Linked DNA regions of Homo sapiens: all the other regions are linked to region 3. Evidence: chromatin loops called from intact Hi-C (ENCODE). Cell type or tissue: IMR-90. All regions are shown on one strand.

The links. A loop is a pair of places that touch in the nucleus more often than their neighbours do. Peaks named below come from ENCODE experiments on the same cell type or tissue, not always from the same donor. Only the 100,000 strongest peaks of a DNase experiment are listed, where the experiment ranks them.
Region 1: it touches region 3 in a loop (6-fold over the local background); 16 of 110 quality-filtered maps call a loop at or near these places.
Region 2: a loop joins it to region 3, with 5 times the contacts of the local background. A loop is called at or near these places in 12 of 110 quality-filtered maps.
Region 4: a loop joins it to region 3, with 7 times the contacts of the local background. A loop is called at or near these places in 49 of 110 quality-filtered maps.

Annotation. Positions count from the first base shown.
Region 1 is chr18:36,755,335-36,760,334 of GRCh38, reverse strand. It overlaps FHOD3 (formin homology 2 domain containing 3), which reads right to left. Exons shown (of 29, transcript NM_001281740.3): 26 at 1,194-1,217. Among named protein-coding and RNA genes, the nearest start is that of TPGS2, 71 kb to the left of the region's middle. In IMR-90, a CTCF peak has its summit at 3,027 (motif pointing right); a DNase peak (open chromatin) is centred at 3,044; H3K27ac peaks cover 893 bases.
Region 2 is chr18:36,093,220-36,098,219 of GRCh38, reverse strand. No RefSeq gene overlaps it. Among named protein-coding and RNA genes, the nearest start is that of RPRD1A, 28 kb to the right of the region's middle. In IMR-90, a CTCF peak has its summit at 2,107 (motif pointing left); a DNase peak (open chromatin) is centred at 2,119; H3K27me3 peaks cover 234 bases.
Region 3 is chr18:36,807,134-36,812,133 of GRCh38, reverse strand. TPGS2 (tubulin polyglutamylase complex subunit 2) reads left to right here. Exons shown (of 7, transcript NM_015476.4): 3 at 4,200-4,287. Among named protein-coding and RNA genes, the nearest start is that of TPGS2, 19 kb to the left of the region's middle. In IMR-90, a CTCF peak has its summit at 2,376 (motif pointing right); DNase peaks (open chromatin) are centred at 2,403 and 3,233; H3K27ac peaks cover 743 bases.
Region 4 is chr18:36,685,680-36,690,679 of GRCh38, reverse strand. It overlaps FHOD3 (formin homology 2 domain containing 3), which reads right to left. Exons shown (of 29, transcript NM_001281740.3): 16 at 3,502-3,552. Among named protein-coding and RNA genes, the nearest start is that of TPGS2, 140 kb to the left of the region's middle. In IMR-90, a CTCF peak has its summit at 2,460; a DNase peak (open chromatin) is centred at 2,439.

The sequences.
Region 1 (5,000 bases), 52 kb after region 3:
GGTGGCTGTCAGGAGCAACTGGCATTGGCTCTGGGAAGGTCTAAAACCAAATGTGTTTCTTACACCAAAGCCCTGATATAAGAATTGAAATGAAATATGCCTTGTTAACCAAGCATATTGAGCTTTATTTTTTTACTTAGTGTCAGAAAGCAGTTAAATTTTTCTTAAGTATCACTTACGATGGTAGAATTACAAAAGTGGGATTCAATCACAGAATCCTAGCATGTTAAGAGTTGGGAAGAATTCTTCTAGACCTAGTCCCACCTTGCTTTTATGGAAAAGGAAACTGAGGCCCTTCAAGAATATGTGGCTTGCCAGGGACCCCAAAAGAATTGGTATCAGGGCCCAAAACAGAACAAGACACATAAATTCATGCTGATTTTCTCTAACTGAACAAAAGGTCAGGACATATATATTTTAAAAGAGGTATGCTGGAATACCATACGTACACAATGCCGAACACCTGGATGAAGAACAAAAAGTCAGATTAACATTTGCAAAGAACACCTCCACAGACTGCTGGCTTCCTTTGTCACCCAGTGTCTCAGGCATGGCAACAGGGTTGGGGACAATCTGTGGCTTGTAGCATCTACACGGCTCTCTCCTTATTTTCCAGGGCCAATTAGCCCCCTTGGTCTCTGGTTCTCGCACCTGCATCCAGGGTCTAGGGAAGAGCCCCTGCCATCTGCCACTGCATGGACGTTGGCCCATGGGAGCCATTAACACCAGCAGAGGAAATGGTCACACATCAGAGGCTGCCTACTGGCTGGGGACAGAGACTCTAGCCTGGCCCTTGGCCACTGCCCCACTTCCTCTTTGATTTCAGGACTCTTCATGTGGTTATTCCAGAATCTAGTTCTCATATTTAAGTTGCCAAAGGAAAATTCTCTGTCCACTTTTCCAGCAGCAGGGAGAGACCTGCTAAACCTGCCACTTGTGACATGGTTACTGATTAGCTGGGCCTCAGGGACAGCTCGGAAAATGCATTTAACCCTTCAGTCCCTGGCAAACGTGGCATGATGAGAGCCCCTGTCAGGTGGTTAGTGATCACACGAAAACCAACCAGAAAAATGTCCATGCATTGTTTAAAGCACTGAATGGTGCTGACACTTCATGCTGATTATGTTAGGTTAGACCAGAGCATACATGAGGTGGTAAAATGTGGCATTCTTCATGTTCATAAATGGTCATACCTCAACTTCCTCCTCCTCATCAGTCTACCCGAGAGGACAGGACAGGACAGGACGGAAAAGACAGAAGGGATTCTTAGAAGGCACAGAAGTCAGCAAAAAGATCATCGCAATGTCACATAAAATTCCAAGTAAATAAACTGGTCACCACAACCAGGATACATCCTCTTGAGTTGGGAGCTGCCAGGCCCCACCCTCTTGTCCTCATCTGGACACTCCTTGTGTGAACTCCAAGATCACCCATGACCAGAGGGACTCACACGGCTCCGGGCCAATCTTCTGGGGCTGTCCCTGAGGTAACAGTCAGCTAACTCGATTCCCTGACCACCACCAACGTCACTCGCAGCTGTGCATCGTGCTGAGAGTGTCCTGCTCTGTGAACCATATGGCTTGGCTGGCCACATCCTTATGAACCCATCACGGCCTGACAGTCATCAAGGCCCCTCTAAGTGGACTGGCTTCCATTTGCTTGGCTCTGCCTGTCAGCTGCCGGCCCTCCCATCCCATCCCGAGCGCAGGATCCCTCCCTGCCCAGGCTGCTGGTTCTGGGCTACCGCTGGTCCTTCCATATGCAGGCCAGCCAGGACAAGTGAGACAACTGCTCCAGCAGCGTGTTCACATTACTCTCTCCTCAGGAGCATGAAATTAATTTATTTTTAACATCTCACCTGTTTCTCATGGGAGCCACCTGAACTGACTCTCCATACTTTTAATTACTTTAGCACTAAACTGCTTTAAGTTACTTTAAATAAAATATCTCTCTTCTAACATAAATTGAGAGTGAAAAGTCATGTCAATCTCTTGATCATAAATTAAACACACTTTCAATTTAGGAGTGTCTGTGAGGTTACAGGGCCAGGCCAGCAAATCAGATTGAAGTGTTTTGAGAATGAACTATGCTTTTGGAAGTTAAAATGACAAACCACTTCCAGTCCGTAACATTCCACGCTGCCTCATCCAAATGGCATTGTGACAAGAGACAACAGTCCTGTTCCATTACTCTCTTTTAAAAAATTCTTACAGTTTATTTATATAACCTGGGATGGCTGGCATTTTTCCAGAAATTCACACATGTTCAAGGTGCTACATATATAAAATATTGGCCCGCTCAACATCCCTAAAAGTAATCATCATTCCCTTTCTATAGAAGAGGAAGCTGGCATTGAGAAGGGTTAAGGGTCTCACCCAGGATTACCACTGCCCTCCAACGTGGGAGGCCTGGGATTGACCAGCCTGGGTTCTCACAGCCCACCTCACGAGTGTGAATGCGGCAGAAAGGCTGTAGGTGCCTCGTGTTGCCTTGTCTATGTCACCATTTGCTCTAGGACCAACTTTGTACACAGGATGAGGAATTAGTTGCTCAGTGATCCTGGCCTGGGAGGACCCCTGGATGATGAAAAGGAAGCCTTCTGAATACCCAGAAACGGGGAGAAGAAGAGGGATAGGCACTCAGGAGCTGGTGCGTGGGGGCTGCAGATTTTACCCTCAGACCTCTCATCTCTAAATGTTACCACTTGCATCCTCATTTTATTCAGCATGTACATTCAAGGTGACTTACTACAAACAGTTTTCTCTAAAATCTCTTCTAGCTCCAACGTTCAGGGGGTCCGTGATTCTAAGTCTACTGTCTGGCTTTGTTTTCAGTGGTTTAAGTTGTGTATATGCCATTTTTAACCAGGTTATGATGTCCTTGGGATATAAGCTTTTCTTTATACTCACATCTTCCTTGGTGTCCCAGGCACTGCTGGATGCACAATGAGCCCTTAATAATTGAGTTGGAAAAACCCAAGGCTGTAGTTTTCCTTAAGGGACAATATCCTAATGTTCCAGCAGAGGGCAATCCTTCTACATGAATGATGCCACTTTGGCCATTAAAAACATGGACTAGGCTGAGAATGAATCCTGACGAAGCCTATCCTGTCCAGATTTTAATGGGAATTTAAATATTTTTGAATCAAACTCTAGAAACATTCACCTCTGTTTATGATTGGGAAAGCCAAATGTTTTAAGAGAAAGAATTTAAAAATTAGTGGGATCTGTAAAAAATCTCAAGAATTTAGCAAGAAATTTTGATGTGTCCACATAACTATAAGCATATTCGGCTTGTATGTGTCTCATAGCCACAAAATAAGCAATCTCTTTTTTTAAACTTTCAAAAATAATACTATGAATAAAATGTGGGCCACAGTTTGCCCAAGTGGATCCAACATGCTTCCTGGGTTGCTGTCTTCCAAGAGGCTGTGGATCCTACTGAACTGAGATTTCAGGAAAGGATACAGAAGACTCTTGGCTGATGGCACTGGAATTCAGAACTGCTTGGGTGCAGGGTAGAGCTGTAGAAAGGGCTCCTTCTGCACAAAAGTGACCTGAGCACTTCCTAAAGGTCCAGAAAATTCCAAGAAAACAAGGAGCTTACACAAAGGTGGATGGTAAGAGAAATGATTATCCCGTGGTTCTTAAAATTATAACAAAATTGCTAAGTTAATGTGTCTGGCCTTCCATGTAAGTCAGACCCTCAGGAATGTGGACTTCTAGAGAGCAGTAACCAAGTGCCCTCTGCTTGGCTGACTACATACACACATGTCTGTGCACATAGGGCGGCTTCAGTGAGGTCTTCCTAATTGGTTTTCTTCCTCCCCCAGCAAAAATCTGCCTAACTAGGGTTCAGTTGAAATGTGTAACTGCCCAGATGATGGCACGCCCTGTGGCTTAATCCTTTCCTCATTCCATTCCCTCTATTGCCAGAAGTCCATGTGCTACTCAAATGCACGCACAGATGGGAGAAATCCATGGGCAACAATCCAAACCATGAAAAAAAATCACACTCTAGAGTCCTTCAACAAGTTCCAAATATGACCTGTCAATATCAAAAAAGATGACTTTATTATCGTTGAGTCTGTTCAAGAAAGAATAAATAGTGACTAAAGGAGGATTCCCAGAAAATTTCAGCCTTTTGCCTGGAACTGACCTTACAGTAATGGATGAGGTAAGTGAGATGCTAGCCTGGTTTTTATGTTTCGTAAAGGCACATTAAGAAAAAGGAACCTGCACTATGTACCTCCGTTGGTCTCTGGCATCGTCATGCATCCCTTTACCCTCCACTTTACTGAGCATCTGTCATCTGAATATCCACTGCCCCCCAAGACCTAGGTAGGCTTGGGGCTGAGACAGGAGAGATGGGGAAAGAGCCCGGGAGCAGGGGAGACATGTAAGTGTGCAGGGGCTCCCCAGGGTGCTATGGGGAAACTCCTACTGGATTCACTGTCCTCTGGGAACTCTTTCCACCCTGATGTCCTGTGATTCAAGGGACTGGCAAGAGCCCATTAGATTGTATCTTGGAGCAATCACATCAGTTTATTCAGATGCCCACAATGGGTGGTCCATGTGTCAACTGATTGGTTACACAGCACCGTTATGATGATTAAAATTCTGAATCAATGCCCCAATCAGTACATTTGTCTTTCTATGATAAGCGGCATTATCTTTTATATTTTACTTGTCTTCATCCAACTTTACCCACATCACAGAGGACAAAAATAGAATCAAACATTTAATGTCATCAGCAACATGCAACACACCAAAATGGGTTCCATGTTCCTCTTCTAGCCACACGTTCTGAACTTTACATCTCCTAGCTCCTTGTTATTTAGCAGATTTTCACAGAAATGGTGGAGGAGTACTTTAAGAGCACTTTTTAAAAGAGATAATTTTTTATAGTCAAAAAAAAAAAAAAAAAAAAAAAAAAAAGCACAGCTTTTAACTGTGGGGAGGATTCCTGACTGATCTTACTTTGAAAACGAATGACATAAG
Region 2 (5,000 bases), 710 kb after region 3:
AAAACTTTATCCAAAATGGATCATAGATATGAATATAGAACCATAACACTTTTAGAAGAAAATATAGGAGAAAAATCTTCCTAACCTGGGGTTAGGCAAACTTGAACCAAAAGCACAATCCATAAAAGAATAAGTTGATAATTTGTTTCAGAAAAATTGAAAATGTTTGGGCAGGCGCAGTAGCTCACACCTATAATCCCAGCACTTCGGGAGGCCAAGGTAGGAGGATTGCTTGTGCCCCGGAGTTCAAGACCAGCCTGAGCAATTGAGCAGCATGGTGAGACTCCATCTCTGCCAAAAAATAAAAAAGTAAAAAATTAGCTGAGCATGGTGGCATGTGCCTGTGGGCCCAGCTACTCAGGAGGCTGAGATAGGAGGATCCCTTGAGCCTAGGAGGTCAAGGCTGCAGTGAGCCATGTTGGTGCCACTGTGCTCCAGCTTGGGCAACAGAGTGAGACCCTGTCTCCTCCACCAAAAAAAAAAAAAAATTGAAAATTTTTGTTTTGTCAGAATAGAAAAGAGAAACTATGAACTGGGAGAAAAATATTCGTAAATCACATATCCAACCAAGAACTTGTTTTCAGAATATAAAAACAACTCTCATAACACAATGGTGAGAAAACAAACAACCTAGTTCTTTAAAATGTGGGAAAAACTTGAATAGATATGTAGATATGTCACCAAAGAGAACACATGGCGGCACATGAAAAGAGTTCAATAGCATAAATCACTAAGGAAATGCAAATTAACACCATAATGAGCTGTCAGTATTCACCTCCTAAAATGGCTAAAATTAAAAATTCTGACAATATCAATATCCAGCAAGGATGTGGAGTAACTAAACTTTCATACATTGGTAGTGGGTATGCAAAATGGTACAGCCTCTATGGAAAACAATTTGGTAATTTCTTACAAAGGTAAATATACAACTACATTATGGGTACATTATGACCCAACAATCCCTCTCCTGTGTATTTGCCCTAGACTAATTAAAACTTAACATTTGCACAAAAACTTGTATAGCAGCTTTATTCACAATCACCAGAAACTGGAAACCACCCAAGTGTCTTTCAACAGTTGAATGGATAAATAATGCTGTGGTATATCTGTGTAGTGCAATACTACCCAGTAGTGAGAAGAATAAACTACTGACACAGGCAACAACCTCCATGAATACATGGTGATTTTGCTAAGTGAAAGAAGGCAGACTCAAAAGGTTACATATTACATGTTTCCATTTATATGGTACTCTGGAGAAGATAATATGATAGGAAGAAAAGATCAGTGGTTGCCCAGGGTTCATTTTGGGAAGGCTGTGACTGTAAAATACTAGCATAGGAGTTTGATTTTTGGGGGGCAGGGGTTGAGAGATGGTAATGGAATCATTCTGTATCCTGATTTTGGTGGTGGTTACACAAATCTATATGTAGTGAATCTCACAGAATTCTACTGCATAGGAAAAAAGTAACTTTTCCTAAGTTTTTTTCTAAAAAAGGATGAGGTGGATATTTCTCTTGATTGAACAATACAGTGTAAAATATTGAGTACACACCACACCTGGGTGTGGGTGTACTTACAGAAATTTTGGAAGGATACACAGTACAGTGGAAGACTTTTGTATTCTTTATACATTTCTTTACTTGAATCTTATTTTTTACCATCTTTTTTATTGTGGTAAAATATACAATAACATAAAATTTACCTTGTTAATCATTCTTAAGTGTACAATTTAGTGGCATTAAGTACACTAACATTGTTGTGCAGTCGTCACCACCATCCATATTCAGAATTTTTATGTCTTCTGAAAGTGAAACTGTGGATCCATTAAACAATAACTCCCCATTTCTTCTTTTCCCAGCCAAACACCATTCTACTTTGTCTTTCTGATTTTGACTACACATTTAAGTGGAACATACAATATGTGTCCTTTTGTAACTGGCTTATTTCACTTAATATAATCTTATCAAAGTTTTTTCATTTATGTTGAAGCATGTGTCAGAATATCACTTTTTTAAAGCTAAATACTATTCCATTGAATGCATATAACACATTTAGGATGTTATTTAAACCCATGCAGTAAGCCCAACTTAGTAGAACCAGTCTGCCACCTTGTGGAATTTTAACACAACTTCAAATTTTACAAATTGAGAAGATGACTAATTTAGAAATGATGCTACTAGTGTTCAATTACTAGCTATTTTTTTGGTGTAAATTTAAAGAACTAGTTTTATTTAACATAACTGTGCAAGAAGTATGTGAAGAGAAACTCAAATGCTGCTGATGGGCCAAAATATTTGAGTACATGTAAAGTTATTTCCTATTCTTGGATAGGAGGAATGGACTACAAACATGAATTAAGTGGTCATGGAGAAAGACGCAAATGGCTTTTTATCATATAAAAGCTTACATATTACAGGATTTCAATCTCACTCATACAAGAAAATGCAATTTAAAAATTGTCTACAAAAAATTGTAGACAAAACAAATTTATCTCCAAAAACGTTGTAGACAAAAAATTATCTACAACATGGATGAACCTTGAAAACATATGCTAAGTGGGAAAAGCCAGATACAAAAGAATAGATATCACAGTTGTCCTTTATTTATTTATTTATTTATTTATTTATTTATTTATTTATTTATTTTTGAGACGGAGTTTCGCTGTTTCGCTCTTGTTGCCCAGGCTGGAGCGCAATGGCATGATCTCGGCTCACTGCAACCTCCGCCTCCCGGGTTCAAGTGACTTTCCTGCCTCAGCCTCCTGAGTAGCCGGGATTACAGGCACTCACCACCACGCCCAGCTAATTTTTACTCCCACTTCATCTTAGCCGAAAACATTTGGCAAATGGGAAGAGATTATGAAGTAAGAAAAAATAGCATTTACTAAGGTCTACTATAGTCCTCTACATAATTCTACCCAATCCTCATAACAGCCTTACTATATAGGCCTTATTAGTTTCATATTGCAGATGACTAAAACGAAGTTTGGAGAGGTTAATTGGTTTGGTTAAAGTCCTAGAGCTAGTTGATGCCACAGAAGAAACTTAAACTCCTGTCTACGGTCTCCAAAGTTGAAAATTTGGGAGTTCAAGTTTGGCATCTTTACTTTTCCTTTTTTTTAAACAAGGTCTCACTCTGTTGTCCAGGCTAGCGTGCAGGTGGCACAATCATAGCTCACTACAACCTCAAACTCCTAGACTCAATTAATCCTCCCACATCAGCCTTCTGAGTAGCTGGGACTACAGGTGCACGCCACCATGCCGGTTTTATTTATTTATGTATATATTAGTAGAGATGAGACCTTGCTATGTTGCCCAAGCTGGGCCTTCCTGCCTTCCTTCCTTCTTTCCTTCCTTCCTTTCTTTGTTCTTTTATTGGGGACATCCTTTCTTAAAAGAGATTTTGCAGTCGGATGTCTGATGTCCTTTTTCTCCATTTCCTATGAGATGTGTGATTCCACTGTTAGAGATACAGCACATATCCTGAGCTACGAGGGGTTGGCTGACTGTAGATTTTCTTCTTCGCAGGAAAAGTACAAGGTTCTGGATAGGGAGGCATGAAGTGGCTGATATGCCTGCCAAACAGGCTAGGCTTGCTGGGCTGCACCATAAAATGCCAGGGTTTGAACAAAGGAGAAACATCCTACTATTCCAGAATTTGGCTGGAACATCCCCTGATCATTTTAGAGAAACACTGCCAAAGGAGCATGCTCATGGATGTGAGACAAAAGTCACAATGGATCCAAAAACTATTCATTCAACAAGTACTTATTGAGCCCCTACTATAACCAGACACTGTTCTGTGCAGTGTTTGTTAATTAGAAAAATAGACCCAAATCCTTGCTCTCATTGAACGTTTATTCTAGTAAGAATAGGCAGAGAGGCTGGGGTCAGTAGCTCACTCCTGTAATCCCAGCACTTTGGGGAGGCAGAGGTAGGAGGATTGCTTGAGGCCAGGAGTTCAAGACCAGCCTGGTCAACATAGCGAGACCCTGTCTTTACAAAAAAAATAAAAAAAAGAATAGGCGGACAAGAAGTAAGTTAAATAGATAAACAATGTAGTGTGCTAGAAAGATATTTTACAAAAAAAAAAAAATGTTGGGCCGGGCACAGTGGCTCACGCCTGTAATCCCGGCACTTTAGGAGGCTGAGGTGGGAGGATCGCTTGAGGTCAGGAGTTTGAAACCAGCCTGGCCAATGTGACAAAATCCTGTCTCTACTAAAAATACAAAAATTAGGTGGACATAGTGGCATGTGTTTGTAATCCCAGCTACTGAGGAGGCTGAGGCATGAGAGTCACTCGAACCCGGGAGGCGGAGGCTGCAGTGAGCCAAGATCATGCCACTGTGCTCCAGCCTAGGTGACAGAGCAAGACTCTGTCAAAAAAAAAAAAAAAAAAAAACAGAAAGAAAGAAAAGGAAAAAAAGAAAGAAAGAAGAAGAAACCACGTGATTTTTCTGTTCAACGCTTTGCAACAACTTCCCATCTCACTTATGCAAAGTAAAAGCCAAAATCCTGGCAGTGGTTTATAAGACCCTATTTGATCATTGTTCTCTCCTCACGCCCCATCTTACTGTCTCCTACTCCTCTCCTCTTTGATCACCCACTCCAGCCACAGGAGTTCTCCGTGCTGCTCCTGAGCCACCCCAGGCACCTTCCTGTCCTAGGGCCTTTGTATTGGCCATTCGCTCTTTGAACACCCCGAAATAGCTGCACGGGTCACATGTCCCCTCCCTCAGATCTCAGAGTGGCACCTTAGTAAGCCTGTTCCTAGTGAACCAAAATCCCAACAGCCATATTCCTTCCTCGACATTACTTTTCCACATGGCACATAGCACAACTAACACACCATATTATGCTTTCACCTGGTTCACTCTTCACTTCCACAGAAGCTCTGACGGAGACACAGATTTTTGTTTGTTTTATTCATTGCCCTATCCCTAGTGCCTGGCTTATATTAGGTGTTCAGTATGTCAATGCCTTCCAGCCAAAGACCACCAG
Region 3 (5,000 bases):
TGCTACAGTCTGAGCTATCATTTCCAAGCTCAAAAAACAAAAAAGAGGTAAGGGATGTGGCCAGGCATATCTGTCACCTTTTAACAGGACAGTGAAAGTTTTCTTAGAAACCTTCTGTTTTGGACTTGTGTTTACATTTTAATGTCCAGCAGTAATTGCAGGAGGTTCTGAAAACAAGTATTTAATAGGACACATTGCCATCTCAGACAAAATGAAGGTTCTGCCAAGGAGAAAAAGGAAGGTGGATTTGAATAAGCAATCCATGTGTCTGACACAGCCTTCTCTGCCCCTTCCCTCATTTCTCTTTCTGTTTCTAGTGCCCCACACAGTATTTATCCCATAATAGATACTTAATAAATGTGAAATGAGTAAGTGAATTAGATAAAACGCAAAAGTCAGAAAGAGTGTCGAGCCTTCCCAAGGTTGCCTAACTTCTTTTCCACAAGCAATCCTTAATTGCATTCCTGAGACTCAGGCTACCACACCCACCATCTCTGAAGCAGAGCAGCTGTAGATGCAAAGGCTTCCCCCACTAATTCCCCCAGTGGTAGAATTTTGATGATTATATAAACTTGAGGGTATTACTCTTCTGAAGGTTGCCTCATATGAGCTCTGTCAGACACACAGCTTCACCAAGACTTGTGGTGCCTCTAGACAGGCCAATATTTATATATTTTTTTCTTCACGTATTTTTAGAGGGAGACTAATGGTTCTGTGGAGAAAGGATTTTGGAAAAAGTATGCTACCTTTCCTTTGGCTGTTAAGCAATGCAGCTCTGGCCCCAAACTCTCATACCCTACTCAACAAAACAAAAGGGTTCAGTTAACCAAGCCCTCCACCTCTCCTAAGGTGGGAGTTTGAGAATATATTTGGGAATTCTCTTGGGGATCTCACACCATCCCTCCACAGCTCATCCAGGTTTTCCTCCACTTCATGGAATGTCCTCCCTGAGAAGAGTTTCAGGAGATGCCGTTGTGCTCATTGCCACAATTTCCAGCAATGTTCTCATGCTCCTTGATGGACGTCCTGGGCAGCTCTTCACCTGGCCATGGTTGCAGACCAGCCAGAGAGCCAGCTCAGCATGGACCAGCACCTACAGAGACATTGATTTCTGTCCTTTGGGCCCTATGCTGACCTGATCCTGCATCTGCTCCCTAGTTGGGAAGTGGCCTCTAAAAGTGAGGGGAATAATGGGGTGCAGGATTGTCCAGGAGTAGAAAAGGTGAGTAGAAGGCAATGGACAGCCCCTAGCCCTTCCCTTGAGGCCCAGTGCTATTGGTTTTCTGGAATCTTGTTGATAGCTCCCAAAACAAAAAAGTGGCTCAGGTCCTTCATCTGATGAAGTAGTAACAGAGCTTGTGATGGACTCTTTCTAAAGTAGCTTAAATAAACCATTGTAGATTATCTCAGGAGAAGAAAAGAAAGATTAAAAATTAGGAACTATGTGACAGAATCACCACTGGGCTAGAGATTGCAGATACCATCTTGATGCAATCAGCTGTTAGTTCAGATACCAGTCGTTGTTACTCTCCCTTGTTGGCTTTCTCCCCAGACCCTCTCTCCAATCCTGATATTACCCTCCTCCATTCACTTTCTGCCGATCTTCCTCCTCCCTGCCCTCCTATCACACCCCCCAAAATATAGCCTGGGCATGGATCTGTGTGGGAAGAAGCCCTCTGATGTGGGCAGATTGCTCCCTGTGGAAAAGCAAACTCTTTTCAGGTTGGTTAGAACAGAAATTTTAAAACGGCAGTAACTGAGTCACTGGCCAGAAAAAAAAAATGGTGAGATACGTTAAAATTAGGAGAGGTTGTTTACTTTTCTCTCCAACCTTAAAGGACTGAAGCAAGTATGTGGTCATTTAAATTTTGGTTGTGAACCTTTCTTCCTGGATTTGCCCCACTCAGAAGAGCTACATGCAGTAGGAAGGCTGGAGAACTGCAGGCCCAGCAACTGCCCCAGGGGTGCTTGGGGCAGAAGGGTCTGCAGCAAAAAGCAGCAGAGTCAGGGCCGCTAGTCGTTTAAATTAGAATGACAGTGAGGGATTGATGTTTTTCATGAATTTGGTTTACTTGAATATTTTTATGTATATTAGTATTTGAAATGTGTGTTAAATATTTGATTTCACAGATTTTTTTCTATTTGTATGAATTTTGAATAATTGTAAAAAATATTGGTATAAAATAATACCAAAACTTATTTCTTGGGTGAAATAAATACCATAACAAATGTTATAATTACTATTAATTACTGGAATTATTCAGCCTGTCTTACATATGAACAATGCCAAATAGTCCACCTGCCCTCAGCCTGGATCTCATGGAATCCCCATTAAGAAAGGCGGATAGACAGTAGTTTCCTTGTCTTCACCACTAGATGGCACTAGTGATCAAAATGTCAGAGCAATGCTGTCCTTTTGGGGCGACGAGAGGAGCAAGGACCTTGCAGAACACTGGTAACTGTAGGCTTCCTGTACCAGGGTTTTAGGAGTGGGAGAAAGGCATTCTGCAAGTGCATTTTTTCTTCTGAAAGCACAGATAATGTGGCCACACAGGAGGCACTAGGAGCAAGCCCATTACTCCTAATAATAGGAAAACAAATTAGTCCAAGGAGTCTGAGTCTCTTAAATTTCACATTTATGAGACTGGGTACTAAATAATGGACACAGAAAAAACAAAACTTGATCAGAACATACATTTTAGTTCATAAATAAAAGAAATTTAAAACCTGTTTCATTAAAATGACAGCTGTTGTCCATTTAATAATCTAAAAACATGCTTAAAATCTCCGGCAAGCTTGAAGCTTTCTCTTTATCTATAGTTCCTGAAGATGCTGTGGCTGTGAATAATAATAATTTCCTAGTCTCCTCTCTTCCTGTCAAACTCACACCCCCTCGTACTGCCAGTGTTCTGTATATTAAGTCTTAGAGTTTATTCTTGAACCTAGATTCACAGAGTGATGTGTTCGTCACTCAGCTACTGGCAGAGTTGGGAAGTGAACTCAAATCGTCCTTCTACATGATGCTTTCCCATGCATTGGGTACCTAGAACTGACTGACAGGATGACCTAATGCAGTCCTGACATAAGCAGTTGTCGGTATCACATCTCAGAAGGGTCCAGTAAGCCACAAGCTTGGATAGTTATTAACATGTTGCCTCTTTGCCTCTGTAACTACATCAAGAAGTCACTCTAGGGGGCCCAGGAAATGAATTGGAGAACTCATCCTTTGCACATTCCAGGGATTTGAGTTGGCTAGGGAAGACTGGTCATACACACACACAGATGTGAGTTACTTAGAATGTAGGGCTTGTTCCTGGTATCTCCTGAAGGGATACTAAGTTTCTTCTTTGTTCTCTCCAGCAACGGTTTGGATGATTTCATATCCATGGATATGTGAAATATTTGAGTATATATGGTTACCTTCTAAGAGCTGTCAGAACTTAGACATTGCATAAGTTTTCTGGAAATGATATACTCTTCACTTTGTTTTTTTTTTGAGATGGAGTCTCTCTTTGTCACCCAGGCTGGAGTACAGTGGCACAATCTCGGCTCACTGCAAGCTCCGCCTCCCAGGTTCATGCCATTCTCCTGCCTCAGCCTCCCGAGTAGCTGGGACTACAGGCGCCCGCCACCACACCCTGCTAATTTTTTGTATTTTTAGTAGAGATGGGGTTTCACCATGTTAGCCAAGATGGTCTCCATCTCCTGATCTCGTGACCCGCCCACCTCGGCCTCCCAAAGTGCTGGGATTACAGGCACTCTTCACTTTTAAGATGCTCTCATTTGTCCAATAATTTGTTTCAGAAAATAATATATGACCATGGGTCTGATATGTACGGCAGTGATTGCTTTGCTTGAACATTGTCAGACTTTACCTAGGACTTCCCCTCTTGCCATGTTCCCCTGTCTCCTCTTCAGCTTGTTCCCTTTGAGCTCCTTTGCCAGGTGGCTGCCCATTGAGGCATTATCATGGCAGAGCAGGTACCTGGTTTGCATTAGCTGCTGAAGAAAAAAAAGGCAAACTGGAACTCTGCTTGCAAGACCCCAGTGCCTCTCTAATAGAGTTTTGTAGGTGACTATCAGAGCCTTCCTATTTCAGGGACGTATAACATGCTAAACGTGTCCCCAGTGCCTTAAGCCATAGCCCTGTACCCTCTTTCCCAGCCCTTACCTAACACTTAGCTGCTTTGTGATTCTAGAAGAATAACTGTGTGATGCCTGAAGATGTGAAGAACTTTTACCTGATGACCAATGGCTTCCACATGACATGGAGTGTGAAGCTGGATGGTGAGTCAGCCTCCTTGTAGGAGAACATTTCCCTGGCTGAGAGATTGAATGGGACAACTCTGAGGGCCCTTCGACTTTTGAGTCTTTGAATCTGGATGGTTTTCATGGGTGCCCCTCAAGTGCCATGTCCAGAAGCTGTGATTATGTCCCAAAACTAACAGATGCCATCATTGCTTCACCCACCACAAATCCCACGACAGTCTAGCAGTATGGAACTGGAAGTTCAATTTAGAGGATTCCTGTAGGAATAGGGTAGAGAAAACCATTAATTACTACATAAAAAACCCTAGCCACCTCAAACTTAAAGCCTCAGAGGGCTCTACCTCCAAGCAAACCCCTCAGGGTAGGCGGCAGTGACAGTCTCTAGTGTTGATGAGGGGGCCACTTATCTCTTTCAGGCTCTTCCTTTATTCCCACCATCATAAAGACCTTAGGGCCCTAATCCTCAAACCAGAGTCTTCGCTTCTCTCCTTCACATCACCTCAGCCTAAGTCACCAGCTACCTCAATTCACAGGCTGCCATCTTTTGTCTAGGACAAAACATTTTTGTGTGGATGTGGGAACTCACAAGTTTGTACATGTCAGATTGTAGGTACTATGTAGGCATAAAAGGCAGTGCTGAACATTTAGGTGAAGACTCTTGAAAACATTTCATAGTCTAGAAAACCCTGTCCAGCCACAGGAGCCCAGCCCGTTCGTGGCACAGATTCCCC
Region 4 (5,000 bases), 120 kb after region 3:
AGCAGCAGCAGCGTTCATCTGCAGTGGCCAGAGTGGTGAAGGCGGTGGGCTGGTACGCGGAGACGGCCATGCCACAGGCATTTACGGTGTTACAGCTTAGCGACCCCTCCTGCCCCAGAAGAACCTCCAGCAGTTCTTGGGGAGGAAGCTGGACCTATGTCATGACCTTTTCCTAGACAATGACTTAAGTGCTATGGGGCCCAATAGTACTTGATCTGAGGACCCACCGGCCCATGCAATGACTGTCACGTATCCCTGCTGCCATGCGAAGCCACACTCAATCCACAGACCGACAGAGCCTCCTCTGTGGGAAGCACCGGGCTTTCTATCCACAAACCACAGCCCCAAGAAAAGACTTCCTACTTTTGCTGCCTTCATCCAAACATTCCCGTTTATCCTCTGCCTATATCATTTGTTTGTTCATTCATCTTTTCATTTATTTATTGAATGTTTGTCAAGTGCCTGTCATGTGCCAAGAACTGTAGTGGGCACTCACGATTTAATAATAAACAAGGAAAAATCCCACCCTCACAGAGCTCACAGTTCAGTGGGAGAGAGAGACAAATAAACCACTGGGATGAACTCCAACATCCGCCAGAGCTCAGTGGCAGGGCTGGTACTGCGGCTCAGTCTCTTTTCACAGGGCCCTACAGAAACTCTGCTTGACTTTAGATTAACCTAGACCTACTTACTGATGACTTTTCCTGCCACACTTCTATTTGGAAATTCTCACTTACATTAAAGTAAACTCTGGCTCCCTTTAACTTCTGCCCTGTTCTCAGTCCTTCTAAGCAAGGCTCAGAACCCTTTCTTACTGCTTCATTGATCATTTTCATGCACAATTTCCAAAACCCTAGCCCAGTTCCAACCTTTTCTTTGCACTTTGTTCCCATAGCCCCTGTTTGCTATAAAGCATTTCTTCTCCATGCCCTGCTGTCTCCCTCAGACTAACAAACCCAAACAGAAGTATCCTCCTGTGCTACCCCACAACACACCCCCAGCCTGGCTCATTCCTTACTACACACACTTCTTTTTTCTCCTTTAAATTATTTGTGAATGTCATTTTAATCAATCATTATCCTATAAAGCCTTTCTTCTAATACTTAAAAGGATGAGAAGTAGCATCTCAACAGAAACTTACTCCTGGTCTGCACCATTGCCAATAACATAGTTTGTCTGAAATTATGGAGTGAGATGATATGAAATAATATAACATGTATCCAGATGGTCACTACACCTCAAAATAAGATGACATTCATCTTGTTACAGTTACATGATACAAACCTCAAAAACCATCTGCTGTGACTCTGGCTGTCTTTTTCTGAGTCTTGCATTAAGGGTAAGAGATGTGGGACTTGACAAACACACATTGCTCTATCTGGAAGAGTTACTTTTCCTTATTTCTGTACTACTTCCCACCTCTGATCTCTACTAGTTTCCATTTCCAAATTCCATTATACTTGGAAATCTTACTTTTTCCTGGCTTAGTAGGAACTCTTAAAAGCTTTTGAAACAGGGATGAAAGTCTATATTTCCCCTAACTCCCATCTTCACCAGGTTATTCAAGAAGAAAACTAACAAGAAAAATGGCTGAGCCAAACCAAAGGAAAATGCGTGCCTGCTTCCCTAGACCTCCGTGTAAACAGAGAGGTGGCTTCAAGGGAAGAATCCCACAGTGGGCCTGGGGAGCACACTCCTGTGTCCAGGCTGATGGGCAGCCTGGGAGCAAAGACTATGGGCAGAACCAGAGGAGAGAGGAGAAGCAGCAACCTCCTCTTACGAGTTTGCCAGACATAAGTGAAGTCTTGTTTGGACAAAAAAGAGCAGTAAATAATATCCAGAAAGAGCTGGACTTCCGTGGTTTGGGGAAATTTTGAAGTCAGCTGAGCCAGTTCAGATCTTGACACAGCACTTAAACCACCTCCCCAGGAGCTGCCAAGCCTTGTCTGTGTGGACTTAACCTAACAGTCAAGTTGTTGAAAGCTCAAATAAGTACAGAATCTGGGGGGAGAACTAAAATAATAAAATTTAGTTCCTTATGCCTGGGCAGGAAGTCAACCGCATTTTCAGTGAAAGTATATGTGATGCCCTCTGATGTAAAAAACAGGTACTAGTGAGAAATATAAGCTTCCTATTTCTTTAGCAGCATGTTTCACTCTAGATTTGCCAGCCACAACTGGTTATTAGGATGACAATAATCAAATAGAATGTTGGAATCAAAGTAATGCCATCATTTTATTTAAGAGGTTGATCTAAGCATCTAATTCTTAAATTGAAGACAGGCAGTCTCCACTCTTCCCTGCCTCAGAGACTGTCCTGATGTATTTAGCTGGTGTTTAGAAAATTAGCACAATTCTACTTCTTATTGGCCCAGTCCAGAAATTGTTAGGTTCCCAGCTGGCTCCAGCATAAAAGGTGTTAAAAGCAGTCTTTCCATCTCTCCATGCAGTCACCCCACCTGGTGGTAGAGGGGACAACTGCAGGCTATAAAGAGCTGGGGGTGAAAACTTGTCTTTTGCCAGTCTACTTGTAAAACCAGTTTCCACTGTTTCTCTGCATTTATTAGACACTGAACATCTTTGTATCTTTTATTGAGATTCAAAGCATGTTGCCATTGAAATATACTACTGATCAACACCAGAGTTTTGAGCTGCTCTGTTATATGACCTAGGCTGGTTCGAATATTACAGCAACATTTTAATAACATACTTCTTAATCTTATAAAGTAATGTATCTCATATATGTTTTTCTTACAAAATTGTATACAAATATTCTGTGGATAGAAATTTAAAAATGTATTCATGCATTTTCTAGTTAGCATCACAAACCACAAAGATTCGTACCATAAATGAAGTAGTTTTTAAAATGAAAAAAAGAAATAAAGTAGTTTACAGCTTGAATATTTTAAATAAAGCTGTTGGTTCATTTACTCATTTACTGATTCCATATATTATTCCTAAGTCCCAACTACATGCCAAGCACTGTGGTGGGTACTGGGGAAATAAAGGAAATCTAGGCATTGTTCCTGCCATCGAGGAGCTGAGTACAGTTCAGTAGGGAGACAGGTAAGTGACCAGGCACATCCAGAAAGAGTCTCAGATATATCTAGTGCCCCCAGCTGCTGCCTGGCACAGTGTGGATACTAAAATATTTCTTGAAGGAGTGCTGACCATGTGACATAAAAGCATGCATTAGGAACATGTAGTCCAGGCTCAGCAGTGGTGGTGCAGGGTATTTCAAATATATGCCCTATGTCATTATGCTAACATAAACGTGCTCATTTGAAGGAATAGACACACTTAACCATGATGGCACCAAATGACAACTCCATACTTTTATTGGAAAATTTAGGTAACTAGTACACTCTGTTCTGCAAAATGCCAGCTATGTAAGGTTTTAGGTGAAGCAGTTATATTTTAATCGACAGTCTCTCTGCATGCTAGGTTAACAGTGCAAAGTCACATGCCATTTGTTACAATGGGAAAGAAGAAATATACAAACCTTTCTTCTCTTGCTTGCCTTTGCTCCTCTCTTTTGTCTAAATAATCTCGGCTAATGGAAATATGTAGAACAAACAAACAGGAAAAGAAAGTAACAGAATTAGATACTCAGAAAATTACCAATAAATTATAAACAGTATATCATGAAAGACTGGCACTGCCTCAGAAATGTAAAATGGTTGTAGCTGAATTTTTAAAAGTTTAAAGCCTGTACTTCAAAATTATTAAATACAATCGATCTTCAATACAATCACAGGGATTGCAGAAAACATAGGATTATTGGATTCACCCAGAAACACTACTAATTACTTGTTGGAAAGAATGTAAGTATCTGAGGAAAGAGAAGTTTTTAAAAAATCCATAAATAAAATACAGCAATAACAAGCAAGCAATAGCTTTTGGAGGTGATTAGCATCCAGTTGAGCTCTGGTAGCTTCATAACAGCCATCTTAAGAATTAAATCTAAGTTCCTTGGCCATTCTATGTTGCACTCCACAAGCTGAATATTCCTTCCACAACCCAGGATTTTTTTTTTTTTTTTATTTCCAGGATACATGAGGGGTGTGCAGGTCTGTTACATAGGTAAATGTGTGCCAGGGTGGTTTGCTGCACCTATCAACCCGTCACCTAAGTATTAAGCCCAACATGCCTTAGCTATTTATCCTGATGCTCTCCCTCCCCAATCCCCCCACTGACAGGCCCCAGTGTGTGTTGTTCTCACACAGAACAGTGAGAACACATGGACACAGGTCCCCTCCCTATGTCCATGTGTTCTCACTGTTCAGCTCCCACTTATGAGTAAGAACATGTGGTGTTTGGTTTTCTGTTCCTGCATTAGTTTGCTGAGAATGATGGCTTCCAGTGCCATCCATGTCCTTGCGAAGGATGTGATCTCATTCCTTTTTATGGCTACATAGTATTCCATGGTGTATATGTACCATATTTTCTTTATCCAGTCTATCAATTGATGGGCATTTGGGTTGATTCCATGTCTTTACTATTGTGAATAGTGCTGTAATGAACATACGTATGCATATGTCTTTAAGATAGAATGATTTATATTCCTTTGGGTATATACCCAGTAATCGGATTGCTGGGTCAAATGGCATTTCTGGTTCTAGGTCTCTGAGGAATCGCCACACTGTCATCCACAGTGACAACCCAGGATTCCTTCTCCACATCCATTACATTCTCAGTTTCTATTCTAGGATCACTGAAGCTCCTGCTTTGTTCCTTCTCTTTTGTCTGTACCCACAGATGCCCAAATTTTATGTTTTGTTTTTCTGTTCCTGCTGTTTTCTTAATTTTAATGTTTTGTTTTTCTGTTCCTGCTGGTTAGGTTCCAAATTGAATCTAAGTTTAAGACTATGTGGTTAGTCATCTCTCACTGGACTGTTTACTTTCTTGGAGAATCCTAACATCATGGTTTTCAACACTGGACCTCATAATATAGTTTAAATATTCTATTTCTTGGTGTACTGATAACTGGATATAAAGGGG